2 separate regions of the Homo sapiens genome follow, and region 2 is linked to region 1. Evidence: chromatin loops called from intact Hi-C (ENCODE). Cell type or tissue: B cell. All regions are shown on one strand. Each heading gives the region's core, and the rest is flanking DNA. Links, peaks and the distances in the headings are about the cores only.

Region 1 (15,788 bases), core at 3,508-11,507:
GGTCAATATGAAAGAAAAGACCTTAAAGTTAGCTAGAAATAAGGGGCAGGTCACATACAAAGGAAACTCCATCAGCTTAACAGTGGACCTTTCAGCAGAAACCCTACAAGCCAAAAGAGATCGGGGCCCTATATTTAGCATCCTTAAAGAAAAGAAGTTCCAACAAAGAATTTCATACCCAGCCAAACTATGCTTCATAAGCGAAGGAGAAATAAAATCCTTTTCAGACAAGCAAATTCTAGGGAAAATTGTTACCACCAGATCTGCCTTAGAAGAGGCCATAAAGGGAGGGCTAAATATGGAAATAAAAACCTGATACCTGCTATTGCAAAAACATACTTAAGTACATAGCCCACTGGCAATATAAAGTAACTATGCAATCAAGTCTACATAACAACCAGCTAACAACATGATGACAGGAACAAACCACATATCAATATTGACCTTAAATGTAAATGGATTAAACATCTCATCTAAAAGACAGAGTGGCAAATTGGATAGATAAGCAAGACCCAACTGTGTGCTGTCTTCAAGAGATCCATCTCACATGCAATGACACCCATAAAGTAAGGAGATGGAGAAAAATGTATGAAACAAACAGAAAACAAAAAGAACAGGGGTTGCTATTTTTATCTTAGAAAAAAATAGACTATGATTTAATAAGCCCACTATTATGAGAAAGGATAAAGAAGGGTATTACATAATCATAAAGGGTTCAATACAATAAGATGATTTAACTATGCTGAATGTATATGAACCCAATATTGCAGCACCAAGATTCATTAAAGACCTATAAAGAAACTTAGATAACCACACAATAATAGTGGGAGACTTCAACACCTAACTGACATTAGAAATCAAGGCAGAACATTAACGAAGATATTTGGGACCTATACTCAACACTTGAACAAATGGACCTAACAGGCATCTACAGAGCACTCCACACAACAATGTAAGAATGTACCTTATTCTCATCTGCACATGGCACATACTCTAAGATCAACCACACACTCAGGCATAAAGCAATTCTCAACAAATTCAAAAATACCAAAATCCTACCAACCAACCACACTCTGAGATCACACAATAAAATTAGAAATCAATACCAAGAAGATCACTCTAAACCATATAATTACATGAAAATTAAACAACTTGCTCTTGAATGACTTGGGTAAAAAATAAAAATTAAAGCACAAATAAAAAAGTCTTTGAAACTAATGAAAACAAACATACAACATACCAGAATCTCTGGGACACAGCTAAAGCAGCATTAAGGGGAAAGTTTATAGGACTAAACACCTACACCAGAAAGTTAGAAAATTCTTTTTTTTTTTTTTTTTTTTTTTTGAGACGGAGTCTTGCTCTGTCACCCAGGCTGGAGTGCAGTGGCATGATCTCAGCCCACTGCAAGCTCCGCCTCCCAGGTTCATGCCATTCTCCTGTCTCAGCCTCCCAAGTAGCTGGGACTACAGGCACCCACCACCACGCCTGGCTAATTTTTTTGTGTTTTTAGAAAAGACAGGGTTTCACCATGTTAGCCAGGATGGTCTCAATCTCCTGACCTTGTGATCCGCCTGCCTCAGCCTACCAGAGTGCCGGGATTACAGGCGTGAGCCACTGCACCTGGCCAGAAAATGCTTAAACTAACCACCTAACATTATACCCAGAGGAACTGGAGAAATGAGAGCAAAACAACCCCAAAAATCATGGAAGGACTCCTTCCTAACTCATTTCATGAGGCCAGCATCAACAGCTAATGACTATCAATGCCATTTTTCACAGAATTAGAAAAACGTATTCTAAAATTCCAAATACCAAAACCTGACAGAGACACATGAAAAAAGAAAACTTCAGGCCAATATCCCTGATGAACATAGATGCAAAAATCTTCAACAAAATACTAGGAAACTGAATTTAGCAGCACATCAAAAAGCTAATCCACCACAATCAAGTAGGCTTTATTCTTGGGATGTAAGGTTGGTTCAACATATGCAAAACAGTAATTGTGATCGACCACATAAACAGAACTAACACTACAAACCACATAATAATCTCATAGACACAGCAAAAGCTTTCAATAAAATTCAACATCCTTTCATGTTAAAAACCTCTAACAAACAAGGCATTTAAGGAACATATCTCAAACTAATAAGAACCATCTATGACAAACCCACAGCCAACATCATACTGAATGGGCAAAAGCTGAAAGCATTCTCATTAAGAACTGGAACAAGATAAGGATGTCCACTCTCACCATTCCTATTCAACATAGTGCTGGAAGTCCTAGCCAGAGTAATCAGGCAAGAGAAATAAATAAAGGCATCCAAATAGGAAGAGAGGAAGTCAAATTATCCCACTTCACTGATGATATGATTCTATACCTAGAAAACCCTAAAGACTCCTTCAGAAGGCTCCTAGAAATGATAAACGTCCTCAGTAAATTTTCAGAATACAAAATTAATATATAAAACCCAGTACCATATACACCAATAACATTTGAGCTAAGAACCAAATCAAGAACATGATAGCCACAAAAAGAATAAAATACCTAGGAATACAGCTAACCAGGGAGGTGAAAAATCTCTACAAAAACTGCAAAACATTGCTGAAAGAAATAATAGATGACACAAAGAAATGGAAAAAATTCCATGCTCTTGGATAGAAACAATCAACATTGTTAAAATGGCCATAGTGCCCAAAGCAATTACAGATTCAATGTTATTCCTATCAAACTATCAATGCCATTTTTCACAGAACTAGAAAAACGTATTCTCAAATTCATATGGAACCAAAAAAGAGCCCCAATAGCCAAAGCAATCCTAAGCAAAAAGAACAAAGCTGGAGGCATAACACTATTCAACTTCAAACTATACTACAAGAATATAGTAACCAAAACATCATGGTACTGGTACAAAAACAAACACACAGACCAGTGGAACAGGTTAAAGAAGCCAGAAATAAAAACCACACACCTACAATCTTGAAGACTTAAATGTAATACCTATAAAAACCCTAGAAGAAATCCTAGGAAATACCATTCTGGACATAGGCCTTGGCAAAGATTTCATGATAAAGTCTCCAAAAGCAATTGTAACAAAAAGAAGAAATAAATAAGTAAGATCTAATTAAAGATCTTCTGCACAGCAAAACAACCTATCAATAGCATAAACAGAAAACCTACAGAATGGGAGAAAATGTTAGCAAATTATGTATGCAACAAAGACCTAATATCCAGAATCTATAAGGAACTTAAACAAATCAACAAGCAAGAAACAAACCTCATTTCAAAATGGGCAAAGAACATGAATAGACACTTCTCAAAAGAAGACATACATGCGGCCAACAAGCATATGAAAAAATGCTCAACATCACTAATCATCAGAGAAATGCAAATCAAAACCTCAATGACATACCATCTCACACCAGTCAGAATGGCTCTTTTTTAAAAATCAGTAAATAACAGATTTTGGCAAGGCTGAAGATGAAAGGGAATGCTTATACTCTGCAGGTGGGAATGTAAATTAGTTTGGCTACTATAGAAAGCAGTTTAGCGAATTCTCAAAGAACTTAGAACTGATTTTGACCTAGCAATCCCACTGCTGGGTATACAGCCAAAGGAAAAAAAGTCATTCTACCAAAAAGATACATGCATGCCTATGTTCATCATAGCACTATTCACAATAGTAAAGACATGAAATCAACCTAGGTGCCCAATGAATGGTGGACTGGATAAAGAAAATGTGGTACATATACACCATGGAATACTACACAGCCACAAAAAAAGAACAAGATCATGTCCTTTGCAGGAACATGGGTGGAGCTGGAGGCCATTACCCTAAGCAAATTAACACAGGGACAGAAAGCCAAATTCCACATGTTCTCATCTGTAAATGGGAACTAAACTTTGAGTACATATGGACACAAAGGTGGGAACAATAGACAGTGGGGTCTACTTAAGCAGGGAGGGTGACAAATGAATGAGGGTCTAAAAACTACCTATTGGGTACTATGCTTACTAGCTGGGTGACAAAATTATTTGTACATCAAACTTCAGTGACATACAATTTACTCATGTAACAAACCTCACATGTACCCCCTGAACTTAAAATAAAAGTTGAAAAGTAAAATAAATAACAGTTACTAAATAAAAGAAAAAGAAAAGAGGTTTACTTTTGCTCATGGTTCTTCTAGCTGTATGAGAAACATGGTATCACCCTCTGCTTCTAGTGAGATGTCAGGAAGCTTCCACTCATGGTGGAAGGTAAAGGGAAGCCTGCATGTCACATGGCAAGAAAGGGAGAAAGAGAGAAAGAAGGGAGAGGTCCCAGATTCTTTTAAACAACTGCATCTCCTTGCATGAACGAACTGAGCAAGAATTCACTCATCACCAAGGGGATGGCACTAAGCCATACATGAGGGATCCACCCACATGATCCAACACCATTAGCCCCACCTCCAACATTAGGGATCACATTAACATGAGATCTGGAGGGACACACATCCAAACCATATCACTAGTTAAACCCAGTGTTCTTAAACCCTATAAAGTAACCTCTGAGGTCAGGCACAGTAGCTCATGCCTGTAATCCCAGCACTTTGGAAGGCCAACGGTGAGGGGGGGGGGTGGATCACCTGAGGTCAGGAGTTCAAGACCAGCCTGGCCAACATGGTGAAACCCCACCTCTACTAAAAATACAAAAATTACCTGGGTGTGGTGTCATGCACCTACAGTCCCAGCTCCTAGGGAGGCTGAAACAGGAGAATCGCTTGAACCCAGGAGGCAGAAGTTGCAGTGAGCTGAGATTGCATCACTGCACTCCAGCCTGGGCGACAGAGCAAGGTTCCATCAAAAAAGGAAAGAAGAAAAGAAGGGGGGGAGAGGGGAGGGGAGGGGAAAGGAAAAAGAGAAAGAGACCATTGCATGGAGGAGCCCCTAACCCTGACAATACTGATTTGAACTTCTCTGGAGGATGGAACTTATAAATCTAAGCAAAGTAGAGAGAATGCTCAGTAACAACAACAGTTGTTTTGTTTTTTTTTTTAAGGAGGGTGGAGGGAAGAAGAAAGAGATGGAGAAAGCAACCAGATATGAGACAGGAAACAAAAAAGTGAAACAGAGGCCCACAGTTGGACCCAATTTGAAATCCAAAATTTACTAAAAGAATTTATACAACGTAAGATTTAAAAGGGCACTAACTGGCTTTTGTACTTCTGCAACATAGGTTCTGAATTAACTTTAACACAATTTGAATGCACCAACAGGCAAATCTTCATGGCCTTAACACTGAGGCTCAAACTACATTTATTCCTGGGATCTCATTAAATTTAAACAAATTACCCCCTATAATTATAATCTATAATATAGATCTAATTTATAAGTCTTTCATTTACAGATTAACATGCTATAATCTTAGGGGAGTTACTGAACAAAAAATAGAGGGCACATAAGTATGTTTCACCTTAACTGCAGGAATTATTGTCTAAATTTTCCAGTATCATAGCATTCATTGTCCTAAAATATCCCATAGTGAGCATGGACACTCTGGCCTAATGATCAATACATTTAAATATAATTAAGAATTTGACATATACAAAATTGGCTTGGCAAAATGAGACCCCATGGACCATACCCCTAGTAAAACCAGTTAGTATGGCTCAATGTAAATTTAAACAGAAACTTACAAGTACTGAAATCCATCACATGCCTCCATTGTTCCTTCATATAAGAACTCAATTTGGCCTGTTCTTAAATTTGGAATGAATGACACTACACAGTGGATTATGTAACCTTAATGCCATAGTGCTACCCAGTAAGGCCCCCAGACATTATATTATTGAATTGACTGACTCCATCTAATCAGCAACTGCAACGTATTTTGCTATTATAGATTTGGCTAATATGTTCCATTCAGCTCCCACTTCAACAGCTTCTTAGTCAAAACTTTCCTTTACCTCTAAAGGAATACAACCTATCTTTAGCTGGTGGCCACCCACAGGGTACCCCAACAGCCTTGCCATCATACACAAGCCTTTGCAGGGAAGGTCTTAACTGCACTCAACTTTCTCCAAGAGTACAGGCATGACATTATATTGATGACATTCTCTTCTGAAGGCATTCATTCGACATTCGACACACTCGTTCAGGACATACAAATAAAAACTCACCAAGGAGTTCACAGAAGAGAAATGGGCCATTGCCTTGTGCATAGTACAACGTCTTGCCACCATGCTAAATTCCTGAAAATTACCTGGTAAACTGCAGGGAACTCCATCCCCTGACTCTTAAGAAATAGCTAATGATTGTATCAGCACCAAAAATAGTAAGGGAAGCCCAGGGTCTTTTAGGCTTTTTTGGGTTCAGGAAGCAAAATATCCTTCCTTTGTAAATTTTTATTGAAGCCCATCTTCAATGGGCTTCCCTCCAACAACCGCCTCTAGAATCTGTCCAAACTGCAATCAACATGCATTTCCTTTAGTTCCCTCAGAGACTCCTCACTATAAAAGCTTTAGTAACCTCCTCTCATGCTTCCTGGAGTCTCTAGACCACTTATAATGGCTATAAGTTACCCCTGGACTTCTGATACAAGAAACTGAACCCCCTTGGCCCTGCTGTATACAATATAAGAATACCAAATTCTGGCCATGTGCTGATCTCTCCTGAGAAGAGAAACTTCTGTTCTCTGAACCCGTGACCCTCCATACCCAGGTCTCCATTATGCCTTGAGTCATACAAGTGGCACCCTGCAAGCTTGGCATAGCTATTGAGGCCTCTTTGCTACAGGACAGGGCCAAACGTGGGCCCTCTCGCATATTCTATTTGCCAAGTTGTAGGAGGATGAAAGGAGGGCCTCCCCTTTCCTCAGACCTTTGCCTGATGCCACAGTGCTGGAGGAGGTCACCCCTTTAAGATTTGGCTATGTAAGGAGCCACTTGCAATCAACTAATCAACAGCAATGGGAGTTCATACATTTTACAGATGAAAATATCACCATCAGGCATGACGGAGCTCACTGGAGAGCTGCTACTTTTCATCCCCTAATCAATATGTTGCTGATACAAGATGGGACCTATCTTAGTCAGCTCAGGCCGTCATAACAAAATGCCACAGACTGGGTGGCTTAAACAACAGACATTTATTTCTCACAGTGCTGCAGGCTAGAAGTCCAATATCAGGGTGCCAGCATGGTCAGGTTCCAGTAAAGGCCCTCTTTCTAGCTTGCAGATGGCAGCTTTATTGCTGTGTCCTCACACAGCAGAAGAGGAAACTCAAGTGTTTCTTCTTGTACTCCCACCATGGGGGCTTCATCCTCATGACCTCATCTAAAACTAATTGCTTCCTGAAGCCTCAACTCCTATCACATTGGGGGTTAGAACTTCAACATATGAATTTTAGGGAGACACAAACAGTCAGTCCATAACTGAAACCAAGGGTCACCACAATCGGACAAACTTCAGGCAGTCGTGTAACACTGGATACTCCGGCCAAAAGTTGATTCCATCTGCATATTTTTATATTCTTGGGTCATTGCCAGTAGTCTGACACTCTGGTCTAGTCAAAGACCACAACAATTTCTCGTTCAAGGTTGCCACACTTGGGGTAAAACAAAAACAAAAACAAAACAAAACAAAACAAAACAAAAATAACCAAACCTCTGGTAATCTCTCGCCCTACAGATACCCAAAATATAAATTAAAGTCACACATATCTCTACACATGCCCAAGCCACAATATAAGGTCTCATCAAGACACTCCTTATCTATTAGGTTGGTGCAAAAGTAATTGCAGTTTTTGCCATTACTTTGAATGGTAAAAACTGCAATTACTTTTGCACCAACCTAACACTTTGGAGTTCCAGACACTGATAGTACAAGAAACGTTTTGCTTCCCAGAACACACAATGCTGGGCTCTTGAACAAGGGATTCAATGGAATGTTTGTCTTCCTTATTGGCCTCAGGCTATAAGCCTCATAGAGCACCATAAGGGCTTACTAAACAAGCTCAAATTCAATAAAATAATATATAGTATGTTTTAGTCGTCAGTTAGACATCAGGGTGAATTGTAATAGTAAGACTCCTGTGTTTGATGTTTGAAGCTGTCATCTTTTTCAGCCTCACTGCTCTCATTTCCCCTTATGGCCCACATCTGGACTGATCACAAAGCCTAGATGCTCCCTCCTCTGGTGCTTGTGGGAAAGTCAAACCAGGCAAGTTCCTGTTTATGTACAGAAACCCTTGCCCCACCCTATACCCTAACCTCAATAAAAACTCCAAGCCAATCTCCTTTCAGTGCTCTCTCAAGACATTTTCAATCTGCTTGAGAGGACTGCCCTGCTTTATTTATGTCAGTAATAAAGCATTGCCAAAGGAGATTAACATCTGGGGCCAGGCGCGTTGGCTCATGCCTGTAATCCAGCACTTTGAGAGGCTGAGATGGGAGGATCACCAGAGGTCAGGAGTTCAAGACCACCCTGGTCAACATGGTGAAACCCCATCTCTACTAAAAATACAAAAATTAGCTAGGCATAGTGGTGGGCACCTGTAATCCCAGCTACTTGGGAGGCTGAGGCAGGGGAATCACTTGAACCCAGGAGGCAGAGGTTGCAGTGAGCTGAGATTGTGACATTGCATTCTAGCCAGGGTGACAACAGTGAAACTCTGTCTCAAAAAAAGAAAAAGAGAGAGAGAGAGATTAACATTTGAGTCAGTGGACTGGGAAAGGCAGACTCACCCTCAATCTTGGTGGGCACAATCTCATCAGCTGCCAGTGCAGCCAGATTAAAAGCAGACAGAAGAAAAGACCAGACTGGCTTAGCCTCCAAGCCTACATTTGTGCTGGATGCTTCCTGCCCTCGAACATCAGACTCCAAGTTCTTCAGCTTTGAGATATGGACTGGCTTCCTTGCTCCTCAGCTTGCAGACAGCCTATTGTGGGAGCTCACCTTGTGACAGTGTGAGTCAATACTCCTTAATAAACTCCCCTTTATATATCCATCTATCCTATTAGTTCTGTCCCTCTGGATAACCCTAATACACCATGGAATCACCTCATTGCTAAAGTTCCAATTAATGTAAGAACCAAAGTAGAGTAGTTTGGGGTTTTTTTCCTCTGTATTAATTTTAACTCATACCAAACTACTTTATAAAAAGGCCACTCTATAATATTCCACTTTGCTTTACTACAAATTCAAATTACCTAAATATTTTCCTAATACTAAATGAGAATCCAAACAAAATTGAGATACGAATCCACCTATGTCCACAGAGCAGCTACAACAGGTATAAATTTAACAAAAGAAGTATAAATCTTTTACTCTGAAAACTATATAATATTGTTGAAATAATTTAAGAATACATAAATAATTAGAAAGCATCCCATGTTCATGGATTGGAAGTCTTAATATTGTTAAGATGGCAATACTCCCCAAATTGATCTACCGATTCAATGCAATTCCTATGTAAAATGCCACATGGCTTATCTGCAGAAATTAACAAGCTAATCCTAAAATTCATATAGAAATTCAAAAGACAAAGAATAGCCAAAATAATCTTGAAAAATAAGAACAAAGTTGGAGGGCTCATACTCCCCCATTTCAAAGCTTAGTGTAAAGCTACAATAATCAAGACAGTGTGGTACTAGCATAAAGATAGACATATAGCTAAGTAGAACAGAATTAACATTCCAGAAATAAACCCAATATTTGTGGTGAACTAAATTTCATCAAGGTTGCCAAGACCATTCATTGGATAAAGAAGAGGTTTTTCAACAAATGGTGTTAAATATACTTATTCCAAAGAAAGCTAGACCCCTATTCATCTATATTTTAAAAATTCAAAATGAATTAAAAGCTTCAAGGTGTGTGAAAAAACTACAAAACTCTTGGGGAAAAATAGGTATAAATCTTGATGACACCAGATTAGCCAATGGTTTCTTAGCTATGACATGAAAAGCATAAGTAACAAAAGAAAAATTTAGGTAAGTTGAATTTCATCAAAACTGAAAGTTTTTGTGCTTCAAAGGACACTATCAAAAAAGAGAAAAAAACCCTAAGAATGGGATAAAATATTTGCAAATAAGTGTCTAATATCCAACATGTATAAATACCTATTCCAACACAACAATGAAAAGAAAAATAACCAAATTTTAAAATTAGCAAATAAATTGAATAGGTATCTCCCCCAAGAACATGTACAACTAACTGGCCAGCAACACATGACAAAATGCACAGCATTTTCAGCCATCAGAAAAAGTGCAAATCAATGCCATAATCAGATACCATGACACACTCATTAGGACAGCTATAATTAAAAAGACAGACAATAACAAGTGTTGGTGAGGATATGGAGAAACTGGAGCCCTCCACATATAGCTGGTGGGAATGTAAAATAGTGCAGCCACTTTGGAAAACAGCCTGGCAGTTTCTTGGAAGATTAAATACAGAGGTGCAATGTGACCAAGCAATCCTCCTTCTAGGTATATTCCAATGAAAAGATATGTTTACATAAAACTTGCACATAAATTTGACATTATTCATAAGAGACAAAAGTTGGAAAGAATGCAAATATACTTCAACTGATGAATGGATAAACAAAGTGGATTACCTATACACTGGAATATTTTTCAGCTATAAAAAGGAGTGAAGTACTGATACATGCTGAAATGTGGATGAAGTTTGAAAGGCCACATATTATATGATTCCATTACACGAAATGCCCAAAATAGAGACAAAATGGCTTAATGGTTTCCCAGAACTGGGGCTTGAGGGAGTGGCTGCTAATGGATACAAGATTTCTTTCTTTTTGGGACTGTGAAAATGTTATAAAATTGCAGTGATATTTGCATAATTCTGTGAATATACTAAAAACCACTAAATTGTATCCTTTAAATTGTGAATTGCATATAGTACACGAATTATATCTCAACAAAGCTGTTATGGTAAATAAAAGTTCTTCAGCTCAGGAATAGGCTTACATTAAGACAGAGCTATGGCTGTTTTCCCAATCTATATAAATATCTTCACTTTCAAAGGGCCTGTGTCAGATAGAAAACTTGGTCTGTTATTGTATGTCCTCTACAAAAACACTCCTCTCATGCAGGTGGAATAAATGTTTTGTATGGCAGATCAAAGACTCTTCTAAATGAATAAAATCCTAATAGGGAAATTAATTTAAATAAATCCAGAAGCTAATAAACATTTTTTAATAAAAACCTAAGATCAAATATTCAAATCTCATGCAAAGAAGCTGAAGTGGACTCATTTCTTTCATTTTTATCATTATATTCTGACAAGATTTTGCCCAAAAAAAAGATGAAAATTTCTATTCGAACAACAAAAAAGATTGTGCTGCTGCTGAACTTTTAAAAGATGTGTTGTTCTTTCAAAATAATATCATTTTTCTTTTAAAAGATAAATCCTTTGAAAAAACCAGATATTCTCATTTTGATGAAACTTGAAGAATTAAGTTTGTTTTGCCATTTTCCCTTTTTGTATTGATTCTCCTTTTAATGACTCTGTAATGTTACAAAAATATCTCAATCAACTAAAATCATAGCGTTTTAAGTTTTACTATTATATTGATAAAGATCCATCCAACATTGTCAAACGTTCTTGACATTCCAGGCAACCAGTAAAGAAGTTAAGAAAGTAAATGTATATTAATCCAATTCAATACGCATTCACAGATGCCTACCATTGTCAAGACACTTCACAAGGTGTTCTGGAAAATTCAGAAACAAAGAAGGAGTAGTCCCTACCAGGGCTGACAATCTGCTGGAGCACTGTGGCTCACTGATAACCACAGCCTAAGATAAAGTGGGTAACAGGACCGGAATAGAGGTGAGAGTAAGTGCTATGGGAAGAAAAAACTAAATGAAAGCAAAACACATCAAGCAGAATGATTCAGTGTTTTTATTCAAGGGCCATGTTTTCCTTATAATTTCATATTTGAAGTTTTTCTCTGGTACATTTATATGTACAGGGCAATATATTGTTTGGGCTCATTTTTTTTTTAATTTTACCATAGTTCTTCCTAGTTGTTTTTACAGTTTCTCCTTTCACAGATACTTTGTTAGAGAGGTGGTTTGCTTTGTTCACATGGCTGAGAAGCAATTCTTCCTCTCTCACCTTGCTTGGAAACATAAACAAACAGCAGCTGTTTTTTATCAAGCTTTCTTCACACTGGGACAAACCTCTTTAAACACAACTCTGTAGTATTAGGGCTACAGCTCTCCCAAAGGAGAAAAGAAAGACACAATTAAACAAAGCAAGAGAAGTGGCACATTTCAGAACTGTATTACAGATCTGCATTTTGTATAATTACTAGCAAGTGTATAATCTCAAGAAAGACTCAAACTCTTTGAATTTCAGTTTTCTCACATGAAAAATGAGGATAAAACCATCTATTCATTACAATGATAGAAAAGAAATTGCATCTAAAATGCTTATCATATTGCCTAACATATAATAAACACCCAACAAATGATAGGCATTGCTATTGCTGCTATCATTAATGCCACTCTTACTGTAATTGCAAAAGCACCTTTCCACCAAAAGGAAAAATAGAACATAGGTCAAGGTGCACAGGAGCTAACTTCCAAGATGGTGGCTCTCCAGTGATCCTCACACCAGTGAATCAGGGCTGACCAGTAAAATACTGAGGAAGCGAAGTGTGTGACTTCTGAGTCTTGGTCATAAAGGATACTGCAGATTCTTCCCTGGGCTCTTGGATTGCTCATCGAGGGGGAAGCCAGCTATGCCATGAGGACATTTAAGCAGCCCCGTCCAGAGGTTCACATGGGGAGGAACTGAGGCCTGCCAACAGCCAGCATCAACTCGTCAGCCATGTGAGTAATCACTTCATCTCAGAAAAGGGTTCTCCATCCTCCATCAAGCCTTCAGATGTGTAGAACTAACCAAATCTGACTGCAAACTCATGAGAGGCTCCAAGACTGGATCACTCAGCCAAGCTGTTCTCAAATTTCTGACCCACAGAAACCATTAGATCATAAATAATTGTTGCAGTTTTCAGCATCTAAGCGTTAGAGTGATTTGTTATTTAGCAACATATAACTAATGCAGATTTTGGTACTTGGAAGAGGGTGCTATTAATACCATAATAAAAAACTTATCCTGTAAGAGTGGCTTTGAAGCCAGGCAATGAGTGGAAGCTGTAAGGAACTTGAGGAAAGCATTACTGAAAGCCTAAGGAGCTTCAAAGAGACTTCCAGAAGAAGCTTTATGAAGAAGCTGTCAGTGAAGGCTTAAAGGAAGCTGAGGAAACTAATGGGAAGTGAATTCTTGTTAATGAATAGCAGAAAATTGAGCAACAATGTTACCTTCTATAATACGAAACGTATAGATTGTAACTTATGAACTTAAAAATCTAGCTAAGGAGATTTCCAGATTTCCAGGTAGAGTTTTGAAGATGCTACCTATCTTCTTCTCACTCTTCTGGTAAAGTGTAAGAGTAGAAGGATAAGCTAAAGACTTCAATATAAACCAATTGCTAAATGTAAAGGAGGTAGGACTTGTTAGAGGTTTGAAAAGTCCAAGCCTCTCCAGATGGTAAATAATACCAAAATTAAGAAATGACTTCTAGGCAATGATCCTGTTCAGACACTAACAGGAAAATATGGTCTAATGGTGAAGCTAAAGGTGTGACTAAAATCCTTGGGTTAAGACCAGAAAAATCTAAGGCAGTGTCTTAAATGACTGGTAATCAATAGGATTCTAGGAAACATAAAGTTGTTGTCCCTCAGTAACCTCAGTGGAAGCCCAAGGTAGAGAAAGGCTTTATTTTGAAGTGATTTTTTTGATGTGGCTTTTATCTAATGGAGTGAATCCAGTAATATTCATAGCAGACTCACAAACTTTTTAAGATAATTATATTAGCAGAAACAGTCAGCTTAGACTAAAACAGTCAGAGATAATACTAACTGAAAGGAGATCTTGAGACAACCAAACTTCTGCAGGCAGAAAACAGGCTAAGAACACTCTTAGGATTCAAAACTTTTATAAAAAAGGAAAGTAGACAAAGAGGGCAGAATCAAAAGTCCAGATGGTAGAGTCCAGAGCCATGAAAAATCACTTAGACAGTGGAACAACTTAGCCGTACCAACGTGTGTTCAGAGCTGCTCTGGGATAGTGAACCCTGTGTGCCTCCCGTTGTGTCTCTTTTACAAATGGGAGGGGGCAGCCTGAGTAGATTAACACAGGAATGAAATGCTGATATATGGTGTAAACTGGATGAACCTTGAAAACATTAAGGCAAGTGAAAGAAGCCAGACATAAAAGGTCACACAGATTGTATAACTCCATCATATAAGATGTCTAGAATAGGCAAATGTATAGAGACAGAAAGTAGATTAGTAGTTGCCAGGGGCTGGGGCTTGAGAAATCTGGAGCGACAGTATATTGATAAGTTTCTTTTTAGGGTGATGAAATGTTCTCAAATTACTGTAGTGATGGTTGCACAACTCTGTGGATAGGATTAAAATATTTGAATTTATGCTTTAAATGGTGGAAATATATAGTGAAATATGTGAATTATATCTCAATAAAACTGTGGTTTAAGAGAGACAGAAAGTCAGAGACAGACACTGAGAGAGCCCTAGAGCTAGCTAGCTAGTTAACTAGTTCCGGGAAAGGAAAATAAAGAAGTAAGATCAAAGATACAGAAAACTGGGAACAAGATCAGCCCCTCTCAACCCAGGAGATAGGTGACTAAAATAGAAGCACTCGTAGTGTCAGTATTGCAGTCACTTGAGAGGAGCACAGAAGCTTAGAAAATGAAAATTACCTCAGGGACAGTAAAGCTGAAGAAGTAGGAGAAGGAAGAGAACAGTGAAGACATATCCTCTGCCTTCACTCAGTTCAGCTGAGTTTGAGAAATAATCATTGAATGTACACCGCGTGCCATGACAGCTCTTATGAAATAATTTTAAAAAATGACGCACAGTTCCTGCTATCAGACACACATGTGCAGAAAAATGACACTAAAGGGTGCTAAGTGGCATGACGGAGGCATGGACCCAGAGCTGTGGGAGCACACAGGAGAGGGGATCCCTAGCACCACCCGGACTAAGCAAGGAATAGGTTACTGGAGGAGGTAAACTTGACCTGAGTCATAAAGGATAAAAAGGAGCTAGTCAAGTTAGGACTATAGAAGAAATAGGGCATTTTAGGGGAGCAGAAACTGCAGAGGTCAGCTGGAAGAGTCTTGCTTGACATTAAGGTGTCTGGCCCTTCTTCTGACAGCAATGTGGAGCCAACAAAGAATTTTAAAGGAGGGAGAACTGGGTATGATTTGCTATGTGGAAGATGGGCTGGAGAGGGGCAAGGCTGAAGACAGGGAAATCAGTTGGGAGGCAGCCAATAAAGAGAGAAATCCTGGTGTTCTGAGAGCAGGAACGGGGCTGAGCGGATGGATTAAGTTACAGAATTCGCAGGTCTTGCTGAATGATTAGTTGAGAGGCTTGGGGGTGAGCAAAGAGTAATCCTCTTTGTTATAGGAATGAGAAAAGGTCTACATACCTGAAAGATCTCCAAGGGAACCACTGTAGTTAAACCATGTCCCACTGAGAGCATGCACACCTGAAAATACAATCATTTGTAGGGACTTTAGGAAACTTTGGTCTGAAAAGCTCTATGGGAGGCTCTCCTACAGAGTGGTCAGCCTGTAGGGTTACTCCCCGTGATCAGCAAAGTGAGCCCCAGAAAGGTGAATAATGAAGAAGGGCAAGATGTACACATGGTGCCTGCACAGGCAAGGCTGTAAACAGATGGAGGAA
Region 2 (15,788 bases), core at 3,233-11,232, 390 kb before region 1:
GTGCTACGAACTGGGGAGACATTGGCATTTACGTTAAAATAGAGTTGAGCAGGTACAGGTGCTGATTAGCTGTAATCCACACCCTAGTGGTGGTTACTGATGACAGGAATATGCATCCAAGGTTGCTAGATAGCATTTGAAACACCCTAATCAGAAGTCCCACGCTATAGAGGCAGCTAATTAAAGGGCTTCTTTGCCACATTTGGCTCTGAAAAGTTTAATTAGCATAAGGGATGTTAACGTTTTCTTCTTCTGGTGAAATAAGTGATGGATTCGCTAGATATTACACAGGCACCTTGCCCTTGTGTGAAGGGTGTGTCCTAACATCCTTCACACAGCCCAGCAGCCTAACACTGTCCCCAGTGGTCTTCCTATCCTACCCGAGGGCTTCCATTGGGCCAGTGTCCCACATCCCATCATTTAATGGAGGACTCTGATCTCCCAATGCAATCAGGGCCCACCGAGGGCAGAGTGGTTGGAGCTGTTCCATTCCATGTGTAGGCAGTAAGGAGATGCGCTGTAGGTAGAGAATTTACAAGCGAAAAACAAACTGACTTTAAAAGACCCTGGCTTTTGATTAGCGCCGTGCACCAATAATTCTAAACAATATTGATGGAAAAAGACTCCTCCTCAAAAAAGGCTTTTGTTGCTCTAAGTTCTGAACAATTGCTACAGTGACTTACCTTTCAGGTTTTTGAACTCTTGAGGGCTTTTTATTTTTTAAATCACACAGAGAAAACATAGAAGTACAGTACAAGGACATTATTGTATAATTGGAACCATTTGAGAGTAAGATGCTGACCTGCTGAACATGAACCTCATATCTCCCCATGTACATTCCCTACAAATAAGGGCTTTCCCCAACTTAACCACCGCACTGTCATGAAAATCAGGAAAGAAACATTGCTACAATAGTGCTGCCCAGTGCTCAGACCTACTTCAGTTTCACGAGTTACTCCGATGACGTCCTTTCTAGAAAAGGAATCCAGCCCTGAATCACAAGTTGCACCAAAGGAGGCTCCTGTCTCCTTAGTCTCCTTCAGGCTGGGACAGTTCCTCAGTCTTTCCTTGACTTTTAGAACCTGGACACTATTTTAAAGATAACTGGCCAGGAATCTTGTAGAATGTTTCTGAATTTAGTGCATCTGATGTTTTCTTCTTATCCCATTGAGCTTATGCCTGTTTGGCAGGAATATTACAGAAGTAGCACTGAATTCTTCTCAATTAATAAATTTAAATATTATCGTGAAAATGGAAATTTCTTCTTTTTAAATTATTTATGTAGTGAGTCAGGAAAATAATGTGTATTACTGATTATTACATGGTGATGCTGAAAATAATTTTGTGGTATAGAAGACAAGGTGTTAAAAATGGTCCAATTTGATACCCAAAATGGACCAATTATATATATATATAATTGTCACATCTGCTGCAAGTAGATCTTTTAGGTGAGGTATTTCTAAGGAACAAAGAGATGGAATGCACCAAGCTTCAGAGCACAGGTAGGAAGCTGACATTTTGCTTGTCTGCTAATAATTATTAGTATGAAAGGCAGACTTGGTCAGAGACTTTGTGGTACCTTGTACTGAGGTTGTGGCAGGGGACCCCCAGGGTCCTCCCCTTCCTCTGATCACTGGAGGCTACAGTCCCCACACAAGGAACTTAATGAACAATGACTGATAGGCAATGTGGCTCAGGTGTGGTGGCAGGGGTGAGGACATGCCTGTTCCCAGGAGTTCTGTGACCCCAGCTTACTTGAGCTCCAGCTCTCCCTAAAGACCCTCCAACTAAGAAAAAGTAATCAGGATTCCACCAGGGAGTTGAGCTAGCGAACAAAGCTCTTAGGAATCACAGAAGAGGTAAGAGGTAGATATATAAAGATAGGTTTATCCTGAGATGACTGGGTGTTGAGAGAATAGAACAAAGACCATAGAATGTCAATTAAAAAACGGTGATTGACAGATTGACACAAAGTCAAATTAATTCAAGTAGAGAAGCAAGAATTTTATCTACATTGAGAGAAAGCACAAAGTCACCCTACAGACAAAAACACAGGCTCCTGCTGCTCACTAGGGCAGCCCAGGGAACAAGCTCCATGTGGACTTCCCAGTGCACGGGGCCTGTCTGCAAAGTGCTCTTTCCTCTAAAATTCAATGTGCAGTAGCTTCATAGTGGCTTTTGCCTCACGTATCATGTACCTGTGGATGGGATAACTAAAGCAGTGACATCGATGTGTTTGCTTGTATTTAGGTTTACCAAGAAGCTCACTGAGAGGCGACACAAACGGCCAAGAACATGAAAAGACGGTCAGTGCCCTTGCAGATGGAAGCAGGCAATCATTTTTCACCTGCAAGGCTGATAAAGATGAAATGTTCTGATAATACAGGAAGAGTATAAGGAAACTGTCACTCGATGGACTCCAGGTGAAATATAACTAATCCAGCTGCCTTGGAGGGAAAAGATATCTTTCAAAATTGAAATGACAGGAATGGCAGCATTATGGGTGGGAGATAAAGAATCTGGGTTTCTTTCAGGGGTGATGAAAATGTTCTAAAACGGATTGTGGTGACAGTTTTCCACAACTCGGAATATACTGAAAACCACCACATTGTATACTTAAATGGGTGGGTTGTATGGTATGTGAATTATATCTCAATAAAATTTTTACCAAAAGAGAGGAAGAACATTTTTAAAAAACTAACATAACATGGAATATATCTCAGAGGATAAATTTAGATGTTTTTATAGAAGGAAAGTTCATATTCTGATTTTAAAACTCTAGATAACAATGGTGAAGATAAATGCTGGCAAAATAAAACAATGAAAACCCTACCACAACACTGTTGTATATACAAACACACATACATATATACATATATGGATATCCAGTCATGCATTGCTTAATGATGGGGATACGTTCTGACAAATGCTTTATTAGGAAATTTCATCATTGTGCAAACATCATGGAGTGTAGGCATAGCCTACTACCCACCGAGGCCATATGGTGTAGCCTACTGTTCCTAGGCTACAAACCTGTAGAGCATGTTACTGTACTGAATACTGTAGGAAGTTATAACACAATGCTAAGTATTTGTGAATCTAATCATATCTACACATTAACAAGGTACAGTTAAAATACGGTATAAAAGATAAAAAACGGTACACCTGCACGGGGTACTTACCATGAATGAAGCCTGCAGGACTGGAGGCTCCTCTGGGTAAGTCAGTGAATGATGAGTGAATGTGAGGGCCTACGACATGACTGTACACTACTATAGACTTTAGAAACACCATACACTTAGGCTACACTAAATTTATTTAAAAAAATTTTTCTGTGCTCAAGATAAGTTAACTTCAGCTTACCATAACCGTTTTACTTGACAAACTTTTTGATTTTTTCAAACTTTTTGACTCTTTTGTAATAACACTTAGCCTAAAATGCACATACACTGTAAAGCTGTTCAAACATGGTTTTTCTTTATATCATTATTCTAAAAGCTTTTTTCTATTTTTAAAATTTTTATTTACTTTTTTACTTTTTAAGCTTTTTTGTTAAAAACTAAGACACAAATGCATATATTAGCGTAAGCCTACACAGGCTCAGGACCATCAATATCTCCATCTTCCAACTCCACATCTTGTCCCACTGGAAGGTCTTCAGGGGCAGTAACATCCATGGAGCTGTCATCTCCTAGGAAAACAATGCCTTCTTCGGCAGTACCTCCTGAAGGACCTGCCTGAGGATGTTTTGCAGTAAATTTTGTTTTATAATAAATAGAAGGAGCACCCTCTAAAATAATTATAAAAATATAGCATAGTAAATACATAAACCAGTAACAAAGTCATTTATATTATCAAGTATTATGTACTAAACATAATTATATGTGCTAGACTTTTATACGATTGGCAGCACATTAGGTTTGTTTATACCAGCATCACCACAAAGATGTGAGTAATGCATTGTGCTATGAGGCTCTGACGTCACCGGGTGATAGAAATTTTTCAGCTGCATTATAATCTTGTGGGACCACCTTTGTACATGAGGTCTGTTGTTGACTGCAATGTTGTTATGTGGTGCATGGCTGTACATGGAACCTAGGAATCATTCTTACCACTTCTTAGCTAGAGATACATTGAGCACATAAAACTCAAATGAAAATAATAAGAAAAATGCTAATCATTTATTTTGTTTTTAGAAAGTACTGTTTTGCATGGGAAAAAATTATTTATCACGTGCCAAGATCAGTAGCTTTAACTCCAGAAGATCAAGGCAATAAGTTGGCTTGTGTAGGTGGAATAAAACAGACAGAACACATATAAATGAATAAAAACAACTTATTCACATTGATGAAAAAATTAAATGACACATATCTTTTAATACAATAATTTCACAAGTGCACAAAAATCTGAGTCAAGGACAACCACTATAGCATAATTTGCCTTAGGGAACTAGTAGGGGGCTACTCAAATTATGATGAGTAGGTTGAATCCTGTGCCAATGGGATATAGATAACCAGTAAAAAAAATAAGGCAAATCTTTTTGTAGTATCATGGAATGACCTCCGTAATATATTGTTAAACCAAGAAAAGGCAACAAGCAAAACAGTGTAATTGTAAAATTACATTTGTGATAAAAAGTGTATCTATATTTCTACTCTTTCTCCTTTGGGAGGTTGGGTGCCAAGGTACAGGGATTCACTGTATGTTGAATTCCTGTCATGATATATATTTCATTAAATCCCTGTTTATTGTTTGCATGACTTAGAAGTAAAAAGATTTTTAAAATTATTGTCATAATTAAAGAGAAGTCTGGGTTTTCAAAAGTTCTGGTAAAAGTTCAATTTCACTTAGTTTTATCCATGTCAGTGATAGGACGATTCATGGACCAGGCACTCTACTAGAGGCTCAGAAATGATTGGGTTTCATTCTAGGGCTGTCCCTGAACTGCACTGTTGTCTTAAATAAATCACAAACTGGGTACACCTCAGTTTTGCTGTCTATAAAGTGGCAAAGTAATCACTTTTTGCACATATAGCTCCAATCCCCAAATTCCCAATTGCTATTATAAAATGAGAGGTGATGCTTACATTCTTCCAATGGCTCTCTGTTGTAAGCCCTAGGCCTGTAGAAAATATTGGATAATAAGAGCAGCTGGCACCAGGGGAAATGGCTCCAATAATGGAGTCCCTAAAGAAATAAATATCCTGTTGCCTCTAGTAAACCTTCAGAAGTCTATCTATTTGGGCACTTTTCAGACAGAGATTAATGTAAGCTAATTTAATAGCATTAGACAACACCTGGAGTTTCACTTTCATTATTTATTTCTACTCACGTAAAAACATTTAATCCTTTAGAGTGAAAGGCAGACACCACTATCATAAACCCCTACAATCTAGGGAGCTGAGAAAATAAATATTCAAATAATCAGATTATGATTGGCCAAGAGAATATATCATTTCTAATTTATAAGCATAGATTTGAAAAGCAAAAGTAGGATTATAATCTGTTGTACAGTTTTAAATAACTGATGATTATTGACAATGAATAATACACACACATCTGATATAAAAATACCTAAAATATTATTAAAACTGCATTCTGAACATCCTCCGACATATATAATATATAAAGATATCAATCTACCAACTTCTTAGTGTAAACCAGTAAGATGTAGTGTGATCCTTGAAACAACAGCAGAGTAAAATTGCTGTTGGAACCATTTATAAGACAAGCTTAATTTCAACCACAGTTCATAAATTGAGTAGGAGAACACTCAGCGAGTAAGATCAATTTGCTCTCAACGACTGTCCCAAGTGTCTTCTGCATAATTGTAACTTTACATTGGTTTTCCAAAGAGGCAGCCAAAATAGGTGGTTACGGAACTAGACTGAAACAAAAGAGAACTATCTGGCTCTACAGCTCGTAATAAAATCTTAAATAAGAATATTATGTGGCCTTTTAGGTCATAGCAAATGCTTTATAATAGCTATAAAATAAATGATGAACCAATACTTTGTGTGTATATATAATATATATACATGTTACCATTATATATACACACATATAGTATATATTATTTACATATTTACATGCACATTATACATATTTAGGTCACTATAATAGTCACTATCATTACATACTGATGATAGACAATACCACAGTTAGATAAAAGATTAAGTTGTTTCTTCAAGAGATTGGGAGTAATTGAAAAGACAAAATAACTGTCAAGGACAAAATTTAATTTAAAAAATTACCCTTAATGTCACTACACAAAGAAAATGAAAATTTAAATTGTGTAATCCCTTCATAGCATTTCAGTGGTGTGAATTCTTAATATCCTGTTAGGAATTTCCCATGTCTTCCTACCTAACATTTTATGGCTACTTTATATTCTCATGTTCGTGTAACACAATTTATATTCTCTCATTATTGCACAATTAGTTTGTTTCCAAGATTTGCCATTATAGACAAATGCAACAAACATGTTCACCCATATATCATTTTGCTTTTTTCATTTAGGATACATTCCTAGGTGTAAAATTACATGGGATTAGATATTATGAGCATCTTTATGCAGTGTAGTTTTTCTTTTTTGGTGGCACAGATCCTTGTAACAAACCTGTGACCACCAGGCGGAGCTATGCTGCCTGAAAAATGCCCCCTGGTGGCAAATGTCTTTGTCCAAACCCGTTAGGTCACAGGAACATCCGCAAGGTGGTCAGGGTGGGTTGCATGAAACACAGCTGCCTGGGATCCCGGACACACTACCCTGTAGAGCCCTACTCTCTCTAATTACTGATTTTTGATGACAATGTTAAGAAGTGAGAAAGGAACGGCTGAAAATGAAGGATGAAAGTTCATGGACCATGGCTGGGCACGGTGGCTCACGCCTGTAATCCCAGCACTTTGGGAGGCTGAGGCAGGCAGAACACCTGAGGTCAGGAGATGGAGACCAGCCTGGCCATGGTGAAACCCCATCTCTACTAAAAATATAAACATTAACCAGGCTTGGTGGCACGTGCCTGTAATCCCAGATACTTGGGAGGCTGAGGCAGGAGAATCGCTTGAACTCGGGAGGCAGAGGTTACAGTGAGCCGAGATCATGCCACTGCACTCCAGCCTGGGTGACAGAGCAAGACTTCATCTCAAAAAGAAAAACAACAGAAAGTTCATGGACCAAGAGTGAAAGAACAGGAGTCACTGGGACTCTTGTCATCTCTGCAGGTCCCTGCAGCATCTCTCGGGCCTGGTGACCAAAAGGGAGCTGGCGCTGTGAAAATCACAGGTGGCATCTGCGAGTGCTTCCTGGGTGCCAAGCACCTGCCTCATACCGTTACCCACAGTAAGCCTACTAGGGGTCCCGTAAGTAGCCTAATCCATTTGCAAAGAGCAGGCAGGGGCTCAGAAAGAGGAACTAAGTGACCTAAGATCAATGTGTCGGGGGGGGCTGGGCCTGCAGAGCAGAGGCTGGAGCATAAGCTGAAGCCTCTCCTCTTGTCCACGCCTCCAGTGGGGGCCTCCATGATGCACCCGTGTGGTAATAGTGGGAGGGAGGACAATGCCTCACCATAGCTTCCTAAAAACAACCACTGTTGTAAACTGCAACACATCTCTTTACCTGTCTGTCTCCCGCAGCAGTGGGCAAGGACAGTTGCTATCCTCATTTTTGTATCTGTGTTCAGATAGGCAGGCCAACAGTCAATAAACTGGCGTTGACTTTATGTCATCTCTTGTGTGACAAGCATAGTTCTTGGCATAGTGGAGAACAGATGCTGTCATGGCGGGCAAACAAATGAGCAAAAAATGTAGGAAGCAAAATTTCATTTTATTTTATTATTATTATTATTATTTTTGAGATGGAGTCTCGCTCTGTTGCTGGAGTGCAGTGATGTGATCTTGGCTCACAACATCCTCTGCCTTCTGGGTTCAAGCGATTCTCCTGCCTCAGCCTCCCGAGTAGCTGGGATTACAGGCACGCGCCACCAAGCCCAGCTAATTTGTGTATTTTTAGTAGAGATGGGGTTTCACCATGTTGGCCAGGCCGGTCTCAAACTCCTGACCTCAAGTGAGCTGCCCGCCTCAGCCTCCCAAAGTGTTATGATCACAGGTGTGAGCCACCCCGCCCCGCCAGGAAGCAAAATTTCAGATAGTAAAAATTTTAGATAAGTGCAGTAAAGAAAGTGAAATAGAAGCAAGGCTAGGGAAAGACCGGGGAAAGGGGAAGGCAAGTTCAGCTGGGGTGGATAAAGAAGGCTGTTCGGAGAAGACACCATTCAAACAGACTTGAATGACAGAGAAGAATGTGGAGAGATGGGGAAAGGGAGTCCCAGTTAGAAGGAACTGCAAGTACCAAGGTCTTAAGATGGGAAAAATTCTAGCATACTGCGGAGAGAAAGACAACCAGTGGGGCCTGAGTGCCCATGGAGGAGAGCAGAAGGAGGTGAAGTTCCAGAGGAAGGTAGGGACTTATCATGCAGGGCCTGTGGCCCCTCAAAAGAGTTAGGGTTATGCTCAGGTAACAGTGGAAAGTCCCCAGAGAGTATCAAACGGGATAACAGGAACGAATGAAGCTTTTAAATCCCTCTGGTAGTTGCATGGAGAACAGACTGTAGGAGGCAAGGATGGAAGCGAGGCAATCAGTGAGGAGAATGTGTTTGGAGCCCAGGTGGTGAGATTCAGTGATGACTTGGACTCAGGCTGTTGCATGGGGAGGAATGGATTGATGGGGGATGCATTTGGGAGGCAAAGACAAATTGACTTGCTTATGGATGGGATGAGGGAGGTGCAGGACAGACAGTAATCTTACAGTGGAATTCCCCTCTGGGTCACAATCCTCAGGAAGGGCGTTTCTGGATGTTAGAGGTTGTCAGTTAGTATGAAAAATATAAAATTCAAGACTGCTAAATTTTGATAAGCCTTTCATGATTAGTGATAGTATCACCTGGTTCACATGCTGTGGTGTATTTTATACAGTACTGAGTTATTAAAAGCATGGAGCCTCAGGATGGACTCTAGTTATTAAACTCCCCCAGTGCGGTGGGGTAGGTTAATAGTTGTGTTTTTCTCCCTGAGGGTCTGTAAACAGTTTGTGAAAGGATATTTGAGATTTGGCTGTACTAAGGTGAAGGGCATTTTGGGCATTAGGAGTCTGGGATGGGATGTAAAAAATACATAAATATTTCTTATCAAGGTGGCATTTTAAAGGGCACTGATGTTTTCCTTCCCTGTGAGCCAAACTTTGAGAACACAGACCCCAAACTGGATGACTACAGAGGCCTCCAGATCCCCTAATCCATGTCAGGAGTGCTGCATTGAAATCTCACCCCTTCTTTCTTTTTTTTTTAAAAAAACTAAATTTTATTTATTTTTATTATTAATTTTTAGAGACAGGGTCTTGCTCTGTCACCCAGGCTGGAGTGCAGTGGCACAATCATGACTCACTGCAGCCTGTAACTCTTGGGCTCAAACGATCCTCCCGCTTTGGCCTTCCAAATTTCTGGGATTATGGGTGTGAGCCACTGCACCCAGCCTTCTTTCTTTCTTTCTTTCTTTTTTTTTTTTTTGAGACATAGTCTTGCTCTGTTGCCCAGGCTGGAGTGCAGTGGCGCGATCTTGGCTCACTGCAACTTCTGCCTCCCAGGTTCACGCCATTCTCCTGCCTCAGCCTCCCCAGTAGCTGGGACTACAGGCGCCCACCACCACGCCCAACTAATTTTTTGTATTTTTAGTAGAGACAGGGTTTCACTGCATTAGCCAGGATGGTCTCCACTCCTGACCTCGTGATCCACCAGCCTCGGCCTCCCAAAGTGCTGGGATTACAGGCGTGAGCCACCACGCCTGGCCGCCTTCTTTCTTAAAGAATTTACTGTACGCTGAATCCTGCAGGTCAGAGTTTCCCGATAAAGAGAGATTAGAAGGGGTGGGTGGAAAAAGTGAAAAGTCCAGGAAGGGGAGTGGTCACAGGAGGGAGAAGGACAAAGCAGAAGCCAGGCAGGAGAGGCGGGGCAGGAGCCTCTGGCCCAGGCTCCGTCCACACCAGCCATGGGAGCTTCAGCAAGGCACAGGCCTCTCAGGGGCCCAGCATTCTCATCCGTCAAACGAGGAGGTTGGGCACCTTCAGTATTCAGCCCCTTTCTGTCCTAGCATCCTAAAATTCTATGGGTATTGTGATGATGCAGGGGTATCTATTACATCCACTATTGTCTGTTAAAGCTAACAGGGAAAGGTGTACCAGTTTTTATTATAATTTCCTTCCAAAATGGGCCCCTGAAGAGATAAGCTTCAATTACAGGACAAACATGCTTTTGCAGAATCACTTCATGTCCCAGTGACATGAGGAATTCATAGCAATATCAATGCCTGGCATCTGTATGAGTTTCATAGTTTATAAAGGTTCTTAACACACAATATTAATTTGTTTAACCTTCACTGCATATTGCAAAGATGGGTGAAGCAGGCATTTTCCCCCTGATTTACTAGATGAAATAGAGGCTTGGAGGGGTTCAGTGACTCATCTAAGCTAACACAGCTAGAAAGAGACAAGCCAGGACTCAGTCCAGGTGTTCAAATCTCAGTAATGTGTGTGTGTGTGTGTGTGTGTGTGTATTTTGAGACAGGGTCTCACCCTGTCACCGGGGCTGGAGTGCAGTGATGCAATCTCAACTCTCTGCAACCTCTGTGCAGCCCAGGTTCAAACAATTTTCCTGCCTCAGCCTCCTGAGTAGCTGGGATTACAGGTGCCCGCCACCACAACTGGCTACTTTTTGTATTTTTAGTAGAGACAAGGTTTCACCATGTTGGCCAGGCTGGTCTAGAACTGCTGACCACAAGTAATCCTCCCACCTCAGCCTCCCAAAGTGCTGGGATTACAGGCGTGAGCCACTGTGCCCAGCCTCAGTAATGCTCTTTTGAAGAATAAAAATATTGTTATTCTGCCATATGCTTTGGAAGAAAGGAAACAAAGAAATATAAGGAAAAGCAGAATAAAAATCCTGATTAGTTTAAAGCTCTTTTTTAGTAATAAATACTTGGCCATTTTATGTACTCTTTTGGGATTTTTTTGTGTTTTTTTGAGGCAGGGTCTCCCTCTGTCACCAAGGCTGGAGTGCAGTGGTGTGATCATAGCTCAATGTAGCCTCCACCTCCTGGGCTCACATGATCCTCCCACCTCATCTCCCACCACCGATGCTGGGACTATAGGTGTGCGCCACCACACCTGGCTAATTTTTGTATTTTCTTGTAGAGACAGGGTTTCTCAGTGTTGCCTCAGCTGGTCTTGAACTCCTTGACTCAAGCTATCCACTTGCCTCAGCCTCCCAAAGTGCTGGGATTACAGGCGTGAGCCACTGCGCCTGGCCGCATTTTATGCATTCTTAAACTAGAGGATAAGCATTTCAACAAATGGATAATGACTGATCCTGTGTGCGAATATAATTGCAAGGTTATAACCTTCTTGGTCTGAGAGGAGAAAAATACAAGAATGATTTATGGAGGCAAAGGAAGAAAGGGGAAATGGATTTAAGAGGATGGTTATAATTATGAGTTTTTGCAAAGAAAAAAAAATGCTGTCCAAGTGAGAACTAATAACACTACTGCCCATAAACAGGAAATGGCTTTAATAGGAAATGGTTTTGCAGAGAGCCCATTTCTTCCTCTCCTCCAGGTTAATTTGGGCTTGCAGAGTTTTCAGATCTCCACGGCACCGGTTCATATAATACACTACATGGGGGCCATCCAGAAGGCCCGGGCAGTGGAAAGGCCAGATAATAGCTCCCTGTGATTGCAGTGGTCATTTTCTAGTTTTAATTCTTTTTTTCCTGTGCAAAGTGGCATTAAAAAATGATTTTTAATTTTATCTCAAATGAATATTTGTTACATAAATTGTAAGGTACCATCATCTCCATGTTGAACATCCCTTTTAGAAAGAGCTTTTAAAAAATGACTGAAAAATGTTTAAACACAGGCAAAAGTTTTAAGTTTGCGACCACTCTTCGCTATGTAGAATTGCCCTGTGGGGTTCTAAAAAATGAACTCCCGTGACCCAATCATTTAATAAGCTTCACAGCTTGGAGGGCCTCTTTCCACAGCCTGTTGCTAACTTCATTCCTCTATCCCATAGTCTGGGTGACCTTATTTGCTCTTAGGTGAGTAGGAGACCAAATGGCTGCTAGATAATAAATCTAAATGCATTTGATGGTAATAGGTTCAAAATTTTATTCCTTTTTTTTTTAGGTTGTCAAATGCAAAGCATATTTTCCACAGGATGTGGAAGGCACCTCTCTTTCTTTCTTTTCTTTTTTTTTTTTTTTTTTTTGAGATGAGGTCTCACTTTGTCACTGAGGCTGGAGTACAGTGGTGCAATCTCAACTCACTGCAAACTCCGCCTCCCAGGCTCAAGTGATCGTCCCACTCCAGCTGCCCTAGTAGCTGGGACTATAGACACGCACCACCACACCTGGCTAATTTTTTGTAGTTTGGTAGAGATGGGGTTTCACCATGTTGCCTATGCTGGTCTCGAACTCCTGAGCTCAAGTGATCCACTTGCCTCAGCCTCCCAAAGTGCTGGGATTACAGGCGTGAGCCACCACACCTGGCCGTATGATTGTCTTTCTTTATTACTCATCAGTTTATGGCTTTTAATTTTGCACAGGAATGGATTTATGTTTTAAATCTACAGAACCTAACTTTAAACAGGAAAGGCATGATTTTCCTTATCAACTCATCCCAGCTTCTCCTGATTACAACCAAATACATCAAACGGATTCCTAGGAACAAAAGAGATCACCTTGAATTGTTTCCACCCAGGAACTTTTAGGCATAGACACAGAAGAAGCAAGGCTTTCAGGCAGTTATCAATAGCCCAAGAGTGTGTTGATGGCAATGGCTAATAAAAATGTCTGTCCACTGCCCTGGCTAGACCTCAGCTGGGCTGCCTTCAACTACAGATTCCTATCACTTGATGCAATGCCAGGCATATGGCACATTTCCATAAATATGTGCTGACTTGAAACAAAGCAAGGAGATACCTTCCTGCAGAGTCCTCAAAAGGTGGGAGGTGGCCTGTTCCCAAAGGGCAGGCCTGTCTGAGACAGCGGCATTGGAAAGCCACACCCCTTCCAGGACAGTGTCCAACCTTCAGATGCTGGATGTCCTGGCTAATGGGTGTGTGTCCCTACTGTAGGTGTGAATCCCATTTCATTGGTAACTGTCTCCTCCTGGAATGCATCTAGAACAGAACAGCATTCACGGGAATTGCTGCACTCATGGTTGCGGTTTCTCCATGCAGCCCTGGCTTCCTGCCAGCAGGCAGACTGTTCTAACTTAGTAACAAAGACAGAGTGGACATTTAGAGAAGCGACCTTTAACTAGAAAATGAAGGTAATGCAACCTTATGGAGCAGAGGCCAGGATTAAATGTATTTATGTTCACGAAGCCCCCAGCATGCCGGCTGGCTGGCTCTGCCCCTTGCCAAGGTCACTGATGGTCAAGTGGAACAAGCAGGGACTGAGGAGTTTTGGGACGTGAGGCCAGAAAGAATGGTGAGTTGGAGGAAAAACAGCAACAAGTTGGGACCAGATGAGGCATCACCCAGACCCCAGGGCAGGAAACAGGGCTGGACATGGAAATCCTCAATGGGGTGGAAATACTAGTGTGCAAAGATTATAATTTTAAGGGTAGCCTACGCGATTACCTGGTGTTAAATGCGTTACCGGGGATGCCTCCAGCTATGGCATTTCTCCCAGTGCTGCGGTAAGTAAAGCACAAGTGTCTAAGAGCATGGGCTTTCGTGTCCAATGCACTGGAGCTTGAGGCCTGTTCACTGCTTACCAGCTGATGCTCCTGTGCAGGGAGTTAAGCCCTCTAAGCCTCACCGTCCTTATCTATAAAATGAGGATTGCACCAGGACTTCCCTCCTAGGGCTACCGTGAGGTTTAAATGGGATAATTCATAGTAAGTGCTCAGCACCATGCCTGGCCTCTACTAGTAATTCAATAAATATTAGCTGAGGCATTCACTGTTGATGGCTTCACAGCTAATGGGTACTGAGCCCTCATTCTGTGCCGGCTGCTCTACTGTGTCCTCTGTGTAGAGAGGGTTATTGAACGTCACAAAAGTTCTGTGAAGTAGGTGTGATTCCTGCTTAATTTTCCCAAATGAAAAAAGAGGAATCTGGGCGCAGAACCAAGTCCACCTGAATCTGTGGAATCTCAAATCTATGCCTTTAACTGCCGCATCATCCTGTCCCAAGCCAGTGCTTCTCAAACTCGAGCATGCGTTAGAATTAGCATGGCTGCTTAAAACAGATTTCTAAGCCTTATACCCAGAGTTTCTGATTCAGCAGGGGCTGAGAATCTGCATTTCTAACACATTCCCAGGTGATGCTGATGCTGCTGGTCCAGAGGCCACACTTTGAGAATCACTGCTGTAAGCAGACAGTGCTTCTTAAGCTGCAATACCAATTATCGGAGGATCCTGTTAAAATGCAGACGCTAATTCAGGTTGTGAATTAGCTGGGGTGGAATCTGAGAGTCTGCACTTCAAACAAGCCCCCAGGTATAGTAACGCTGCTGCCCTAGGGACCACCCTTGGAATCACAAGGCCCTAGGTCTCCATACTCAGGACTCAGGACCACAGAGCCCTGCCAGCTCTGGTGTGTGAAATACCAACAGCCTTTATCACTTGTGCCAGGAAGGCTGCTTAAAAACAGAGCAGAGGGCAGACAGTGCCCTATCACTGATTACAGGGACCTGCCCAGGGCTGCCACACTGACTCTCCTACATGTCTGAATTCTAGATCTTCCTGTTCTCTCTCCCTGGCTTAAGCCCCAACTCCTGGCCTTAGAACTGTTTGTTCACACTTGGGTCCGAGGCTGTGCCCTCCTGGCTAGTGGAGTCTCAGGTTACTGAATTTGCTTCCAGGCTTCCGCCTTCAGCTTCTCATCCTCCACATCTCTTAGAGTCACAGAGTGATCCCTTTCTGCTCTCAGGCACCTGCTCACAGCCGTCCTCTCCACACCTGTTCCCAGCCTCCTTGCAGGCACCTTCCACATCTGCAAGAATGGCTTGCTCAACACCACAACCTTCAGATCCTGTCCACAGCCAGCAGCCAGGACCTCCAGAGTCTGCAGGAATGGCTCTACCACGCCATCTCCACCAGCCAACATCTATCGTTTCTTTTCTTTTCTTTTCTTTTCTTTTGAGACACAGTCTCATCTGTCACCCATGCTGGAGTGCAGTGGTGCGATCTTGGCTTACTGCAACCTCTGCCTCCCAGGTTCAAGCGATTGCCTTAGCTTGCTGAGTAGCTGGGATTACAGGTACGTGCCACCACACCTGGCTAATTTTCATATTTTTAGTAGAGATGGGGTTTCGCCATGTTGGCCAGGCTGGTCTGGAACTCCTGACCTCAAGTGATATGCCCGCCTCGGCCCCCCGAAGTGCTGGGATTACAGGCATGAGCCACCCCATCTATCATTTTGAAGGCTCCCTTTTCTTTGCCCAGAAGAGGCTCTGTGGTGAAGTGGTCAACAGTGTGGGCTCAGGAGGCAGAGCACCTGGGATTGAATCTACCTCTGGTCTTCGGTGGCTGTGACCTAGGGCAAGTCACCTAGCTCTGGGCCTCAACTTCCTCAGCTACAAAATGCCCCAATAGGGCGTGTGCCCTTGGAGCCTACTTCACTGGGAAAACTGAAGTCAACAGGCACAAAGCTCTCCTGTTCCTCATTCTGAAACTAAAAAAAATCTTCCTTCTAGAAGTGTCTTATTCAAGGTGATATTCCTTGATGACCA

What was found. Hi-C counts contacts between places; a loop is a spot of excess contacts. Peaks named below come from ENCODE experiments on the same cell type or tissue, not always from the same donor. Only the 100,000 strongest peaks of a DNase experiment are listed, where the experiment ranks them.
Region 2: it touches region 1 in a loop (15-fold over the local background); 2 of 110 quality-filtered maps call a loop at or near these places.

Annotation. Positions count from the first base shown.
Region 1 is chr13:29,073,618-29,089,405 of GRCh38, reverse strand. The region is part of intron 4 of MTUS2 (microtubule associated scaffold protein 2); the gene reads right to left. Among named protein-coding and RNA genes, the nearest start is that of MTUS2-AS2, 170 kb to the left of the region's middle. In B cell, for the core only: no CTCF peak of the experiment used is centred there; a DNase peak (open chromatin) is centred at 8,165; H3K27ac peaks cover 952 bases.
Region 2 is chr13:29,463,402-29,479,189 of GRCh38, reverse strand. The region is part of intron 9 of MTUS2 (microtubule associated scaffold protein 2); the gene reads right to left. It overlaps MTUS2-AS1 (MTUS2 antisense RNA 1), which reads left to right. Exons shown (of 3, transcript NR_046378.1): 3 at 2,251-2,675. Among named protein-coding and RNA genes, the nearest start is that of MTUS2-AS1, 16 kb to the left of the region's middle. In B cell, for the core only: CTCF peaks have their summits at 6,439 and 6,648; a DNase peak (open chromatin) is centred at 6,659.